Regions from separate parts of the Homo sapiens genome. Here region 2 is linked to region 1. A link is a loop called in an ENCODE intact Hi-C map of the cell type or tissue named here. Cell type or tissue: IMR-90. All regions are shown on one strand.

What was found. A loop is a pair of places that touch in the nucleus more often than their neighbours do. Peaks named below come from ENCODE experiments on the same cell type or tissue, not always from the same donor. Only the 100,000 strongest peaks of a DNase experiment are listed, where the experiment ranks them.
Region 2: it touches region 1 in a loop (4-fold over the local background); 2 of 110 quality-filtered maps call a loop at or near these places.

What each region holds. Positions count from the first base shown.
Region 1 is chr12:75,522,371-75,530,370 of GRCh38, reverse strand. It overlaps LOC105369844 (a long non-coding RNA gene), which reads left to right. Exons shown (of 16, transcript XR_007063375.1): 15 at 5,407-5,536; 16 at 5,931-6,110. Among named protein-coding and RNA genes, the nearest start is that of KRR1, 15 kb to the right of the region's middle. RefSeq lists enhancers at 6,648-7,148, 7,149-7,649. In IMR-90, CTCF peaks have their summits at 3,250 (motif pointing left) and 4,921 (motif pointing left); a DNase peak (open chromatin) is centred at 3,200; H3K27ac peaks cover 1,577 bases.
Region 2 is chr12:75,748,049-75,756,048 of GRCh38, reverse strand. All of the region lies in intron 1 of LOC105369844 (a long non-coding RNA gene), which reads left to right. Among named protein-coding and RNA genes, the nearest start is that of KRR1, 240 kb to the right of the region's middle. In IMR-90, no CTCF peak of the experiment used is centred here; a DNase peak (open chromatin) is centred at 4,908; H3K27ac peaks cover 3,494 bases.

The DNA.
Region 1 (8,000 bases):
GGAAAGCAGTTCAGAGATTTCTCAAAGAACTTAGAACTGCCATTTGAGCCAGCAATTCCATTAGTCAAAGGAAAATAAATTGTTCTACCAAAAAGACATATGCACTCATATGTTCATCAGAGTGCTATTCACAATAGTGAAGGCATTGAATCAACCAAGGTGCCCATCAAACTCATTTTCTTTGAGTACATCAATGGCTGTGTCTTAGGAATGGTGTTAATAGACTGCATGTGGACCAGCAAAGTACCTGTACCACCAATGCTAGCACATTCCATTTTTACTTCCCTAAAAAGCTAATAAGGTAGGGGAAAAAAATCTACCCCACCAGATCAGTTTCAGTGTTAACAAAGCTAAGACTCAAAGCACAAAATGGGAAAGCCCTGCCCACACCATGAATTGTGTTTACTCATACCCAGAAACTGCTAATTAGGTTACAGATAATTAAACTGTATTACAATCTCGGGATGAACATTTTCTTTATTTTTTTCTGTTTGTTAGTTTATTGCTAATGCATTGTGGGGAACCCTTAGAAAGACTCTGATAATGCTATCACATTACCCTTCCCCAGATTAATTGCATTATCACCAACTGAAATTATCTTTTTGCTTTGGTTGTTATTCGTCTTCCCCAATTAGGATATAAGCACTATGAGATCAGGGACATTATCCATCTCACTTAGCCCTACAGATGTTCCTTAACTTATGATGGGGTTGTGTCCTGATAAACCCATCATAAGTTAGAAAATATAATCTAAATTGAAAATGTACTTAATATACCTAACCTATAGAACATCAGAACTTAGCCTAGCCTATCTTAAATGTGCTCAGACACTGATATTAGCCTGCAGCTGGGAAAAATCATCTAACACAAAGCCTATGTTATAATAAAGTGTTTGATATCTCATGCAATTTATTGAATACTGTACTGAAAGTGAAAAACATGATGGCTCTCCAATTTATGAAGGTTATGATGTAAGTCCAACCATCGTAAGTTGGAGACTGTGTGTGTATAATCCATATGTCTGATGTATAGTAAGCAATATATTTATTCAACAAATATTTGAGCATGAATGCCTGAGTGAACAAAGAAAAGATAACTGCTCTATCTTAATCAGACTTTTATAAAACTAAAATTTGTATCCTCTAAAAGGCAACTATCCTCTCAATTGTATCAAACTCTTACTGTTTTTCCCTTATTTCATTTCTCTGAAGAAATCCTCTACTTCATTTAGCAAAGAGAGAATATCAAGAGATATATGACCCTATTTTAAATGTTGATAGGTGTCTCAAATATCTATTGCTATATAAGAAACATGCCAGCACACAATGGCTTAAAAACAATCTGGACTGAACAGTTCTTTTGCTCCACATGGTATCTACTGAAGCTGAAATGTCTAAGATTGCTTCTTCACTCACATTCAGAACCTCAGTTGGGATGACTGGAATATCCGAGAGCTGGTCAGGCCTGTTTCTGTCCCTCTTTCCACATGGCTAGCTTGGGCTTTCTCATAGTGAGATGGGCTCAGGGTATTTGAACTTCTTATCCTGCATCATTCTTCCAAGATAGAGGAAGCAGAAGCTGCCAGTCTTTCTAAAGGCTGGACCTAGAATTAGCAGAGTCATAGCCACAGTATTCTCTCGATCTAAACAAGTCACAGGGCCAGGCCAGATTCAAGGGGCTCCTCACTCTCTTAGTGTGAGGAGTAACATGCATATCAACAAGGAAGGAAGCTATCAGTGGTGGCTATCTTTGGAGATTATATGCCACAATAATGAGGTGGCTCTTCTCGAACTGCCTGCCTGTCTGTCTTAGAAATGCTGTAACTCTGTCCCAGTCTGTGCCAAGCAGAGATGATGAACAAAGCAGTGTGTGAAGTAGGCTGCTATTGCACCCTCTTTGCGTCTGACTTGATGTGGCTGACATATTGACATTATTTTATTGCTTTGGTGTGGCAACAGCTCCAGCTAAGCCACCACTGCCAGACACTTGCCCATCTGTCCTAAAATATGACTAATTACCATTATAATGATTCTTCAGCTTTATTAAACTTCTGTCTTCTGCAAAATCAAATGAGATTCATGAAGACTTTTTCATTAATCATCACAGCATCCCTGCTGAGAGCTTAAAAGAGGTAGGTGTATTCTTATTTTAGAAATGAAGAAGGTGCAACAAAATGAAGCTCTAGGAAGGTTAACCAGTATCACAAAGCTGGTCTGCTAGAATGAAGGAAAGAGGCAATATGTGTGTGTGTGTGTGTGTGTGTGAGAGAGAGAGAGAGAGAGAGAGAATTTTTCTGGGAAAAAGGGAAGGAGAGTCATCAATTTTTTTCTTTTCTGTTCCAATGTTATATGGCAATCATTTAAATGTCTCAACATACTAAAAGTTTCCAGAAGCAACAAACTTCTGGTATAATCAGAGGCTATGAGCTGTGCCCTAAGAAAAATATTGCAAAGAGATTTAACGTCTATCAGAATCAAATTTGTTTTCCTTCTTTCTAGCTACGTGTCCTTGGACAAGACACTGACCCTCATGCATTGATAGGCGTAAGTTTCAAAGCTTCATTAGATAGATTAAATGAAAAGACATGTAGCACATGTGTATAATAAGTTGTTCATAATAGGTACCCAATAAATGGCAATGGTTGTTATCATAAATTTTGTGATCTTAGGAATTTTAACATGCTAGTTGAAATAAAAAAGATAAAGCCTTCTTTATTTGTACCTAGTGACTTTCAGAAATAGCAGCATTAATTAATAGTTAACTGATTGGCACAATAGGGTGACTATAGTCAATAATAACTTAACTGTACATTTTAAAACAACTTAAATAGTGTAATTGGATTGTTTGGAACTCAAAGGATAAATGCCTGAGGGAATGGATACCCCATTCTCCATGATGTGCTTATTTCATATTGCATGCCTGTATCAAAACATCTCATGTACCCCATAAATATATAAACCTATGTATAGATGTATACACATAGGTGTATATATATATATACATAGATGTATGGTGTACAGGTGTATATCACAAAAATTTAAAAAAATTTAAAAATAGCTGGTTTGTATGTTATTAACTGCAGCTGAGTTTTTACGTTAAGATCTAGCCTGTGTGAACTTGAACAAGTAAGTTAATGTCTGTGGGCATTTGTATACTCATCTGTAAGGCAACAGAGCAGATGGTCTCTAAGAATGTTTGCATCGGACATCTGAGTTGTATGGAAATAGAAAAAGCCATTATTTGTGACCATTTGCCCTCTAGTGGCAAGAACCAGGGAAAACTATTTCTACTGAGAAAAAATTTCATGTCTGTATCCCCACCAAAACCTGATATATTGATAAATTCTTAGATTTGCTTCAATATTGTGTTAGTTATGTTTGTCTGTGTAAAAATTATCCCCCAAATTAGCAACTTAAACATTTACACAGTGTCTGAGGGTCAGGAATTTGTGAGCAGCTCAGCTGGGAGCTTGCAGCTCAAGGTCTCCCAGGAGGCTGCAATTAGGTCGGGCTGCAGCCATCAGACAGCTTGACTAAACTACATGAGCTGCCTCCAAGTTCTCTCATGTGGCTGTTGACAGGTTTCAGTTCCTTACCACAGGGACCTCTCCACAGGGCTGCTCACAACACGACAGCTGGCTTTCCCCAGAATGAGTGATCCCAGAGAGACAGAGAGAGAGAAAGAGCTAGAGAGAGAATGCAACAAAGATGGAAGGCACAATGTCTTTTATAAACAAATTTCAAAAGTTATTTACTGTGGTAGAATGAACTAGCATTACATGGATTCGAGATGAATATATCTAAAAACAATATATTCCACATAAAAAGCAAGTTTCATAAGTACATGCACATTATATATATAATTTTGTATATATATAATATACCTATACATTATATGAATGTAACTAATGTAAAATAGTTATATAATAATTACATACATGTTTATTAAGTATAATGTACAATGTGTCATATAAAATATGAAAAGCCTACTTTATCTTGTTTAAAGATTGTATGTGTGTGTGTGTGTGTGTGTAGTAGCCATAAAAACAAAAATATGCATGGAACTGATAAATACTGATAAAACTAAACATAAGTGGTCACCTGGGACTTTTGATATAACTCTTCAGAAAAAGAAGCTCTTCTTCTGTTAAGAATGTACATCCTAGAATTGCTGATAGACACAGAAGGGGGACAGAGAGAAAGAGAGAGAGAACATGTCAGTGATTGAGGGAGGGCATTACTGTCTTGATGACACTGTTGAGTTCCTAGATGCAGTATCCAGGTTATGGGACTATAAATCCTCTTTTTTACATAAGTTACTTTGAGTTTCTATGACTTTCCGTCAAAGGAGTCTTGAGAAGTATAGTTCTATGCAACTATTTAATCATACTGAAATCATAATTGTAGAAGAAGGCATATGCTTATTTATTAAAGGTAAAGAGTGCTTCCATCCCCTCTACCTCCCCTGGGCAACTCTAAGAGCAGGACACTCTAGTGCTTAAAAGATCAGATTCAGGCTTCTGAGACACTCCTCTCATGTTGCTTTAAGGCAAGGCCCCCTAAACTGGTAGCCTGATCCTCTAGGGATTCTATGGAAGAGTGCTATTATGTCTATGCAAACATGTGCTCTTCTGGGGAAAGAGTCTGTATTTCATCACATAGTAAAGGGAATGGTAAACAAAAAGAGGTTAAAATCACTGTTGGATGATAAAAAGTATTATGTTAAAGCCTGCATTTACACACCTCCCAGTGTCAGGTAGCTAGACTTTTTAATTAGAGAATTTGAAATTATGAAGTAGCAATGCCACCATCTTATTAACATCATGAAATCATTTTTAAAAATATAAATGTATTAAATGTTTAAAATATTTCACTTAAAAAGTTCATTTTATTATGGGCCATCTGCAGTTACTGCCACCTAAAGGATGGGAAAGGCATATAGCTTCAACAAATGACTAAAGATTTGCTTTCCAGAAAAGTTCAAGTGTTCTTTCAGTGTTATGTTTACAAATAAAAGACTGTCGTTTGCTTTTTCTATTAGCATAAAATAATTCTCAGTAGTATCAATACATTTCACATGCCACTGATTAAATCCTGAATATTCATGCATGCAATAAAAAGCCTTCCGTTGCTATGGTGGAACCTAATACCATGGAATGTATTCCAGCTTCCTTTAGGGGGAAGAACGTTCAAACTGAAAATTATATCAAAGCTGGTCCTTATCAATGAGAACAATCACAAAGAGAAAGAGGGAAGATTGCATGTAAATTATAGGAGAGGCTAGATTCCCAATGAAAATATGAATGTTTTATTGGCTTGGGGCCTGAAGAGACTAATATTCAAGCCGTAATGAGTGTCTTTCAACCCAAAGGGTCCACTGTATGTACAAATCCCAGTGTTTTTTCAGGTCATGAGGCAACAGAATTCCACAATGATATGGTTGAGGAAAATGGAGACCTGTCCACAGAGGAGCCCAGCATCATAATGAACAGCCATCTGGAATCTTTGGCTTTGGTACCAAACTAATACTGCCCTAGGTAGGTTAAATTTAAAAAAAAAAAAAAAAAGGTGGGGGAAATAACTCTGCTTTCATGGCATGCTTGGTTAGGCACTTACTGGCCCTTTAAAGTAGAATAACAGCAACTCAGAATACCTTTAGGCCAGAGCGTCTTATCCTTGGCACTATTGATATTTTGGGTTCAATAATTCTTTCTTGTTGGGGGGCTGCAAATTCTCAGGGCCTACTATACTACTATAAAGTGAGAGTGGGGCCACCCCTCCATGTGATTCTGAGGCTGGTTAAAGTTTGAAAAACAGTAATCTAACCCAACTCTCTCATTTTACAATAAAAGAAACCAGTTGGTTAAGTCTTATCTAAGATTAAATGTCTGGTTAGAGTCAAAACAGTACATTATACCTTATTCTCCACAGAATTTGCGAAGTGTGGCCTTGGAGAAAGAGGTGGGTATCCTGCAAAGATGTTTCACCCAGGCACCAACTACATGAAACATCCTGCTGCACAGCAGAAAGCATTTCAAGACTTGCTGAATATGTTTCGTAAATCTTGTCTCTGTCCTAGATTCCCAGGGTTCTTGGGTTACATGCAGAACAATTCACTTTTATCAACACTTTATTTTTCTAAAGATAGGTTAATAATATAATAATTTTATGACTGATAATGTATAATTAGTTTACAGCTAGGGTACATTTTTTGTGTGTGCTTGACTAGATACCTATTTCATCATGAAATCACTTGGAGTTAGAAGAGGGCTTACTTTTACAGCCACAGGTATCATTACTGTTATTGAGTTGTTAGATATACTGATTTAGAATTTTAAACTTTTCCATGAAGTTGACTGGAATGAAAAGCAGCTAATGTATGTTAGAAAATAAAAATGTGGCTATGCAACCATAAAAAAGAATGAGATTACGAATTTTGAGGGAACATGGATGGAGCTGGAGGCTCCATCCTCCAGCTCCATCTGTTTTCTGTTCCTGCATTAGCAAACTAACACAGCAACAGAAAAACAAATACTGCATGTTCTCACTTGTAAGTGGGAGCTAAATAATGAGAACTCATATAAAGAAGGGAACAACAGACACTGGGGCCTACTCGAGGGTGGAGGGTGGGAGGAGAGAAGCAGCAAAAATAACTATATTGGGTACTAGGTTTAGTATCTGGGTGATGAAATAATCTGTACAACAAACCCCCGTGACAGGAGTTTATCTATATAACAAGTCAGCATATGTATCCCTGAACCTAAAATAAGATTTAAAAAAAAGAAAATAGGGAGTATAGCCAAGATGGCCGATTGGGAACAGCTCCAGTCTACAGATCCCAGCGTGAGCGATGCAGAAGACGAATGATTTCTGCATTTCCAACTGAGGTACCAGGTTCATCTCATGGGGGATTGTCAGACAGTGGGTGCAGGACAGTGGGTGCAGCGCACCAAGCATGAGCTGAAGCAGGGCGAGGCATTGCTTCACCCAGGAAGTGCAAGGGGTCAGGGAATTCCTTTTCCTGGCCAAAGAAAGGGGTGACGGACGGCACCTGGAAAATTGGGTCACTCCCACCCTAATACTGCGCTTTTCCGACAGTCTTAGCAGACGGCACACCAGGAGATTAGATCCCGAGTCTGGCTCGGAGGGTCCTACGCCCACAGAGCCTCACTCATTGCTAGCACAGCAGTCTGGAATCAAACTGCAAGGTGGCAGCAAGGCTGGGGGAGGGGTGCCCACCATTGCTGAGGCTTGAATAGGTAAACAAAGCAGCCAGGAAGCTCGAACTGGGTGGATCCCACCTCAGCTCAAGGAGGCCTGCCTGCCTCTGTAGACTCCACCTCTGGGGACGGGGCATAGCCAAACAAAAGGCAGCAGAAACCTCTGCAGACTTAAATGTCCCTGTCTGACAGCTTTGAAGAGAGTAGTGGTTCTCCCAGCACGCAGCTGGAGATCTGAGATCAGACAGACTGCCTCCTCAAGTGGGTCACTGACCCCCGAGTACCCTAACTGGGAAGCACCCCCCAGTGGGAGCAGACTGACACCCCACACGGCTGGGTACTCCTCTGAGACAAAACTTCTAGAGGAACGATCAGGCAGCAACATTTGCTGTTCACCAATATTCACTGTTCTGCAGCATCCGCTGCTGATACCCAGGCAAACAGGGTCTGGAGTGCACCTCCAGCAAACTCCAACAGACCTGCAGCTGAGGGTCCTGACTGTTAGAAGGAAAACTAACAAACAGAAAGGACATCCACACCAAAACCCCATCTGTATGTCACCATGATCAAAGACAAAAGGTAGATAAAACTGCAAAGATGGGAAAAAACAGAGCAGAAAAACTGAAAATTCTAAAAATCAGAGTGTGTCTCCTCCTCCAAAGGAATGCAGCTCCTCACCAGCAATGGAACAAAGCAGGACGGAGAATGACTTTGACAAGTTGAGAGAAGAAGGCTTCAGATGGTCAAACTTCTCTGAGCTAAAGGAGGAAGTTTGAACCCA
Region 2 (8,000 bases), 230 kb before region 1:
CTCGTTGCTTCTCAGAGAAAGTGAGATGAATTACAGGTTCTATTAAGATGGCTTGCTTAGTTGAGTAATTGGGACTTTTGTGCTTTGCTTGCCTATTTCCTACTCTTTTTCTGGATTGAGTTGTTTATTTGGTTTACATTCCTCTAAACAGAATTCTTTTTTAAGCATCAGAGTAAATACTGGTTCACATCAATAGACACATAAAAAGTTATTGAAGAGTCCGAGTGGTGTGGAGCATGGAGTTTGGAATCAGGAACACCTGGTTCAAAGCCCACTTCTACAATTTACAAGGCACTTGCCCTCAGCCAATCTATTTGATATCTCTGAGTCTTAATTTCCTTATCTGTAAATAGAAGAAGTGGTATCTTATTTCCAGTTTTGTTCTGATAATTTTTCTTTATTGCAGGATTTCCAAGTTACTAGAATATGGGTAACCCATAAAACAACTGGCCATATAGTGCCTACTGATTATATGGTGACTGGGGCATAGTAAGCACTTACCAATTACTTGTTAAATAAAGGAGTGGCAAATACGTGTCTACGCCTCTATACTTCATATTTACTTTCCCTTAGAACTCGCACAGAACAGACATGTGTGTTGCCATGAATGGCCATGATGGTAAGGATGGAGTTGGGAGGATGGATAAAGATTTCAGGTGTGAGACAGGATGTAGTGTGTGTGTGTGTGTGTGTGTGTGTGTGTGTGTGTGTAAAAATCCAGAGCCCATCAAAAGACATCTGGTTTGCTTTGGTATTTCACTCACATAAGGAAATGTAAACAGAGGGCTCTGTTTGGATTGTGACTTTTAAAAGCTATCAGCCTATTTCAGGTATCAGGTAGTTTATAGTTTTGACATTGCCTCTACCGCACTGAGAGATATAAACCCTCTCAGGTGCAGCATTTTCACGTTTAGACTTTTTTCAGGATTCTGAGCCAGGGGAAATAAACTGAAGAAATTAAGTGGGGCCAACAGATTGTGCATAAAGATGGCCTCCTTCCTGGAAGTAAGAGTCAGGGAACTCCCTCTCTCCCAAACAAATGGGTTGATGTTCCCCACATTCACCATCAGGAGAATTTGAGTGAATTACTTCAGAAAGCTACTTCACAAGAACTTTGTGTGATGGTGACTTCCTTGATTACACATCTGTGAAATTCAGTGTGTCTGCAAACCACAAGGTTTAAACCACAGTGTTTAAAGCACACACATTTCATTGAGGTACAAATTGATTGGAATCCATAGCTTCCCTTTAGCTCCATACCAACCAATTTTTATTAGGATGCTTTGATTATATGTCTGACCTTTTTTTCTCCCCTCTGTCTTCCATCCTTTCCTCTCCTTAACTAGATAAAACAAGATAATATGTAAGAGAGAAACTTTTCTTTAAAGGCAAAGTACTATATCCACATCAGAATAATAACTTATTGATTTATTTAGCCACCCAAATTAACCTGCAACTTGGTCCCAAAAGCAAAACACACTCAGAAAAAAAAGGTTTTTAGACTTAAAACTTTTTTTCTTCCTTGTGAACTTTATCTTTGCAACTAAACATACTGAGAACATGTGCTTCATCTTTTCTGATACTTTGTTCCTTTGTGTTCTTACTGCACCAAATTGGACTGTGGCATCCCTGATTTTATAGCATTTCTATTGTCACTGCATCTGTAGCTTGGCTTACACCTCAAAGGGCTGAAGTGTGAGATGAACATCCTGCCTGAGCTATGGATGATGGTATGTCTAAGAAAGAAAATAACATGTTCTCTACATCTCATGACTGTCCTTGAATCATTTGATCACAGTTCATTTGTCTTTTTATTCACTGAGAAAACATTTCATAAATCTGTGTGAGATTTATTACGAGATTCATTAGTTTACCATTTCATCTATTTCATCTTCAACATTTTCACATTTTAAATCTAAGAAATATTAAAATTAAGAAAATAATCTCCTTTTCTTTAGACATGAAAGCTTCATGGCTATTTTTTTTTTTTTTTTGACACAGAGTCTCACTCTGTTGCCCGGGCTGGAGTGCAGTGGCGTGATCTCAGCTCACCGCACTCCACCTCCTGGGTTCAAGTGATTCTCCCGCCTCAGCCTTCTGAGTAGCTGGGATTACAAGTGCTCACCACCACACCTGGATAATTTTTGTATCTTTAGTAGAGACGGGGTTTCACCACGTTGGTCAGGCTGGCCTTGACCTCCTGACCTCATGATCTGCCCTCCTCGGCCTCCCAAAATGCTGGTATTGCAGGCATGAGCCACCGGGCCTGGCCCTCATTCATCCTTCCAAGACCCACATTAAATACCATTTCTTCCATGAAATATTTTCTAGCCCCATCACCCCAATCAGATATGAACCTTCTGAAACCCTAGTATATTAATTTACATCAATATTACAGAACATATATCACTACTAGCATTATTATATTGGTATACTTACTTTTGCTGATAGGTTGTGCAGCTGCAATGTTCCTGGCATTATGCTAGGCACTTAATTTACATTATTTCATTCAAATTTTAGGATTTCACATCAACTCTATGAACTACATAGAATCTCCATTTTATAATTTAAGACACCAAGTTTGAATAAGTTGCTCAAGGACAAGTCTTAGATTCAAATCCAGATCTATTTTCCACCAAAGCACATGCTTTCTCTATTAGACTATACTGCCTTTTGTGGTGAAAGGCTGTCTTACTTAGTTGTATGCCTCTTGTAACTCCTCAAACAATGAAAGTGATTTGTATGTAGTGGGCCTGGGAGGGTGTAGGCTGGGAGCTGCCAGCATATATCATGTATTATGTAAACCCTAAGATGGAGGTCAAAATGGAGGAGCACTGAACCAAGAAGAGAGACTAGGTCTGGGTGACATTACTTTAGCATCTGCATCAACCCAGTCCTATCTTTGAACTGTTCAAGTACATGAACCAGTATAGTCCAGTATGTATTGGATTTACTGTTTCATAATTTTTCTAAAACGATAGATCAGGGATATGTTGTAGGCTTTGATGTCACCAAGGTATTTGACAATTTGTTAAAATATGTTCATGGACAAGAAGGTGAATTGTAGGTTGTCTAATATATACTCAAATTATGTTTACCATTTCATCTATTTCATCTTCAACATTTTTACATTCTAAAATGTAAAATGATAGCACTCTGGAAAGGTTCTCTTTTTGGTATTTCACAAATCTTATCAATGCCTTAGAAGAAAATCTAGGTGAGCAAATATAAACTCTTATAGATCTTGAAAATAACGCTTGTACGTTGGATACCCAAATTCTAAATAGTCAGGAAGCACCTCATCCAATATGGTTATGGATAATGCACAGGAAAAAACCTAGGATGTTTAGGTTAGTGTTGGAAATCAGAGAGGAGGTGACAGAGTCTACCTGAGATTTTGCAGGGCAAGGTTAAAGGCAAGAAGCCAAGGCCAAAAAATACCCAGAGGCAGCATTAGCAATAAAACCATTCAGATATAGGTTCATATCATACTCTCGTCAATGAATAACTGTGGAACTTCAAGAAATTACTTAATCAATTACCCCTTGTTTCTGCACCTGTAGATACCTATCAACTGGGCTGTTGAGAAATAAGGAGGGCTGTTGAGGAATAACGCTTCCTATGTGGAAGTGTTAGATACACAGTAGATGCTCAATACATATGATTTGTTTGAAAGCATATTATGTACTAGGAGCTGGCTAATAATATGCTGGGAGCAAGGAGGGAAGGCCAAGGACCTGGGAGGCGGGGAAGCAGGAACAGTCATGAAGATGCATGAGTAATTCTGCAGAACATGATCTTTCTCATCTGGGAACAAATTTTTCCCCCATAACCTCTTAAGCGATCCACTTAGCACCTTGTAAGAAGGAAAGAACAAAGGTGATATAATCAATTTAACAAGGGTTAAATGTTAAGTTCCATAATAATAATAATAATAAAACCACCATTTAGATAATTATAGAACACAGTAAATTTGGTGGTGTAGATCAATAATAACTTGATTAGAGTTCATGGAATGATACTGTTTCTAAAATGTTTGGCATCCTTAGAATGTTTTGATAGAAGCAGAGGGTACATAGTCTAAGAATTATTAACTATCTTACTATTTGACCAGAGCAATTTAGCTGGAAACAATTTGATCAACATAACCTTGGTTGACATATTGATGCAGTTGAAATAGATATTTCCCAGTCATAGATTTTTGGAACATTGGTAATTTTTGTATCTAATTTTTAGCCATTGAATCTTACTCTGACTTAATTTTTCGAGTGAAAAGTTGGGACAACACCAGTGTTAATATTGGAATTCTTCATGGTTTTGAAGAGTACTTATCTTTTACTTATTATAAAAACAGAAACCCATTATAGAAAAGCTAGAAAATACAAGCAAAAGAACAACAACAAGAAATGCATCTTTTTGCCCACCCTTAGGTAACCACTGTTATTATCTTGGCTTATATCATTCCAGGTTCTTTTCCTTGCCTTTCATTGATCTGACAAAGGAAGGGACTGTGCTGCAAAGTAGTGAGCTCTCCGTTTTCAGAAGTTTTCAAGCAGAAGTAGGAAAATCTATCAGAGATGTGTCAGAGATATGGTATAAAAGAAAGGTTAAATTTTATAATGTCTAGTTTTTTTCAACTTTAGGATTCTAAGAAAAAAAACGATAAATGCCATTGTAATGCTCACAAGGATTGTTCATTTATATTGTATTTGTGGGATTCAGCTGAAAAATAACTTCTAAAATTCCAGCTCTGATTGGTAATTCATTCTGTCGTTTCTGAGGTATTGGCTTGAACGCCTATATTTGATTTCTGTGCTTGAGTAAACCCACCCACTGGCCAGACTGAACCCCAGTGTGTTTGACATTTTCCCTTTTGAACAGCATCCAGCATAATGTAGCTTACTGGAAAAAATCTACACAGTGTGACTCAGAAAGTCATGCAAGCATTTCTTTCTGTGGAATTCTTTATTTTTTTTTCCCAAAATGAAAATAGATCACATTATTTGAGGATAAACAAATCTGAAAGTGTTTCCAGTAATATCTTTTTATGTATAAGCTGCTGAAGATTAACTAGCAGTTCTTGGCTAAGATCTTGCTTCCTACCTAAATATCTCAGTAAATGCTGTCCTATTGAAATAAAATTCAACTTTTCAAAGTTTCCAACTGGAAATAGAAAATGAAGTCCTACTTCCCAGAAGGAGGAGTCATGCTTTCTTTTTGTTTAAAATGTCCGTAAATTATCCAACACAGGCCCAGCCACGCAGTGTACATTTAATGCCCTCTAAATGAAACTATGTAAGATAAAATTACAGCTTATGAAAAACCATGTAAGCTACATGGTTTAACAAGATCTGGATTCTTCTTCCTTTATCTTCCTTTGTTTTCTGATAAATTTCGGGAAATACTCCCAAATAAGCACATGTATTGTCAATACTCATAATTTAAAATTTATTATTTGTTTTAATTTTTATTTTAGGTTTGGGGGTACATGTGAAGGTTTGTTGTTACATAGATAAACATGTGTCATGGGAGTTTGTTGTACATATTATTACATCACCCAGGTAGTAAACCCAGTACCCTAATATTGTTTTTAAGGAGTTGTATTTTAGATATGTTTTTATAATTATTAATGGAGTGTTATTAGCTGAACATGCACATTTGAGATGTTCTTTAGGTAGAAGGATCTGTATGCAACTCGGCAAGTACTTTTAGAAGGTATTGACTATTGTAATGTTGGCAGTATAAAAGGAAGGAAGACAGGACCATAAGACTTGAGAGAATGGTAGTGGAAAAAGAAATAAGCTACAGAATGTTTGATCTGATCAATAAATAATAAAATAGTAGCTACATGTATTGAGTATCTACATTGTATATATTAGATACTAGGTTAGGTGGTTTGTATATACACTGCCTTTTATCGCCACCCTACAATACAGCATTATCATCTCCAATTTACGGGTGAATGTTCTGAAGCTGAGAAGAGCTGGGATTCATAGTTTGTCCCACGATAAAACTTACTTTCTTCAACCTATACCATGTTGTCTCAGACGTATCATAAATAAAACCAGGACAGACAAAGAATAAAAATGAAATCTTAAAATTCTCACAATGTAACAGTAAACAAAGTAAACAATCCAATTAGGAAATAGATAATAGACATGAAACATTTCACTGAAAAGATATACAGAAGGCAAATAAGCACATGAAAAGATGTTCTACATCGTCAGCCGTTAGGAACATGCAAATTAAAACCATAGTGAATTTAAAATTTAAATTAAATTAAAACCATACAGTACATCTATCAATGGCTAAAAAAAAAAAAAAAAAAATTAATGATGTAACCGTCCAATGGGTTCACTTTTCCCTCTGCCTAGACAGAGCCAATTTATCAAGACAGGGGAATTGCAATGGAGAAAGAGTAATTCACGCAGAGCCAGCTGTGCCGGAGACCAGAGTTTTATTGTTACTCAAATCAGTCTCCCCAAGCATTTGGGGATCAGAGTTTTATTTTTATTTTATTTTATTTTTTATTATACTTTAAGTTCTAGGGTACATGTGCACAACGTGCAGGTTTGTTACACATGTATACATGTGCCATGTTGGTGTGCTGCACCCAGTAACTCATCATTTACATTAGGTATATCTCCTAATGCTAACACTCCACCTTCCCCCAACCCCATGACAGGCCCTGGTGTGTGATGTTCCCCACCCTGTGTCCACGTGTTCTCATTGTTCAGTTCCCACCTATGAGTGAGAACATGTGGTGTTTGGTTTTCTGTCCTTGCGATAGTTTGCTCAGAATGATGGTTTCCAGCTTTATCCATGTCCCTGCAAAGGACATGAACTCATCCTTTTTTATGGCTGCATAGTATTCCATGGTGTATATGTGCCACATTTTCTTAATCCAGTCTATCATTGATGGACATTTGGGTTGATTCTAAGTCTTTGTTATTGTGAATAGTGCCACAATAACATACGTGTGCATGTGTCTTTATAGCAGCATGATGTATAATCCTTTGGGTATATACCCAGTAATGGGATGGCTGGGTCAAATGGTATTTCTAGTTCTAGATCCTTGAGGAATCGCCACAGTGTCTTCCACAATGGTTGAACTAGTTTACAGTCCCACCAACAGTGTAAAAGTGTTCCTATTTCTCCACATCCTCTCCAGCACCTGTTGTTTCCTGACTTTTTAGTGATCACCATTCTAACTGGTGTGAGATGGTATCTCATTGTGGTTTTGATTTGCACTTCTCTGATGGCCAGTGATGATGAGCATTTTTTCATGTGTCTGTTGGCTGCATAAATGTCTTCTTTTGAGAAGTGTCTGTTCATATACTTCAGCCACTTTTTGATGGGGTTGTTTGATTTTTTCTTGTGAATTTGTTTAAGTTCTTTGTAGATTCTGGATATTAGCCCTTTGTCAGATGGGTAGATTGTAAAAATTTTCTCCCATTCTGTAGGTTTCCTGTTCACTCTGATGGTAGTTTCTTTTGCTGTGCAGAAGCTCTTTAGTTTAATTAGATCTCGGAGATCAGAGTTTTAAAAGATAATTTGGCGGGTAGGGGCTTGGAAAGTGGGGAGTGCTGATTGGTCAGGTTGGAAATGGAATCAAAGGGGGTTGAAGTGAGTTTTTCTTAACGTCTTCTGTTCCTGGGTAGGATGGCAGAACGGGTTGGGCCAGATTACCAGTCTGGATGGTGTCAGCTGATCCGTCAAGTGCAGGGTCTGCAAAATATCTCAAGCACTGATCTTAAGCTTTACAATAGTGATGTTATTCCCAGAAGCAATTTGGGGAGGTTTAGACTCTTGGAGCCAGAGGCTGCATGACCCCTAAATTGTCATTTCTAATCTTGTAGCTAATTTGTTAGTCCTGCAAAGACTGGACATCAGGCAAGAAGGGGGTCTTTTCGGAAACGGCTGTTATCAATTTTGTTTTAGAGTCAAAACATGAACTGAGTTCTTTCCCAAAGTTAGTTTGGCCTGCACCCAGCAATGAG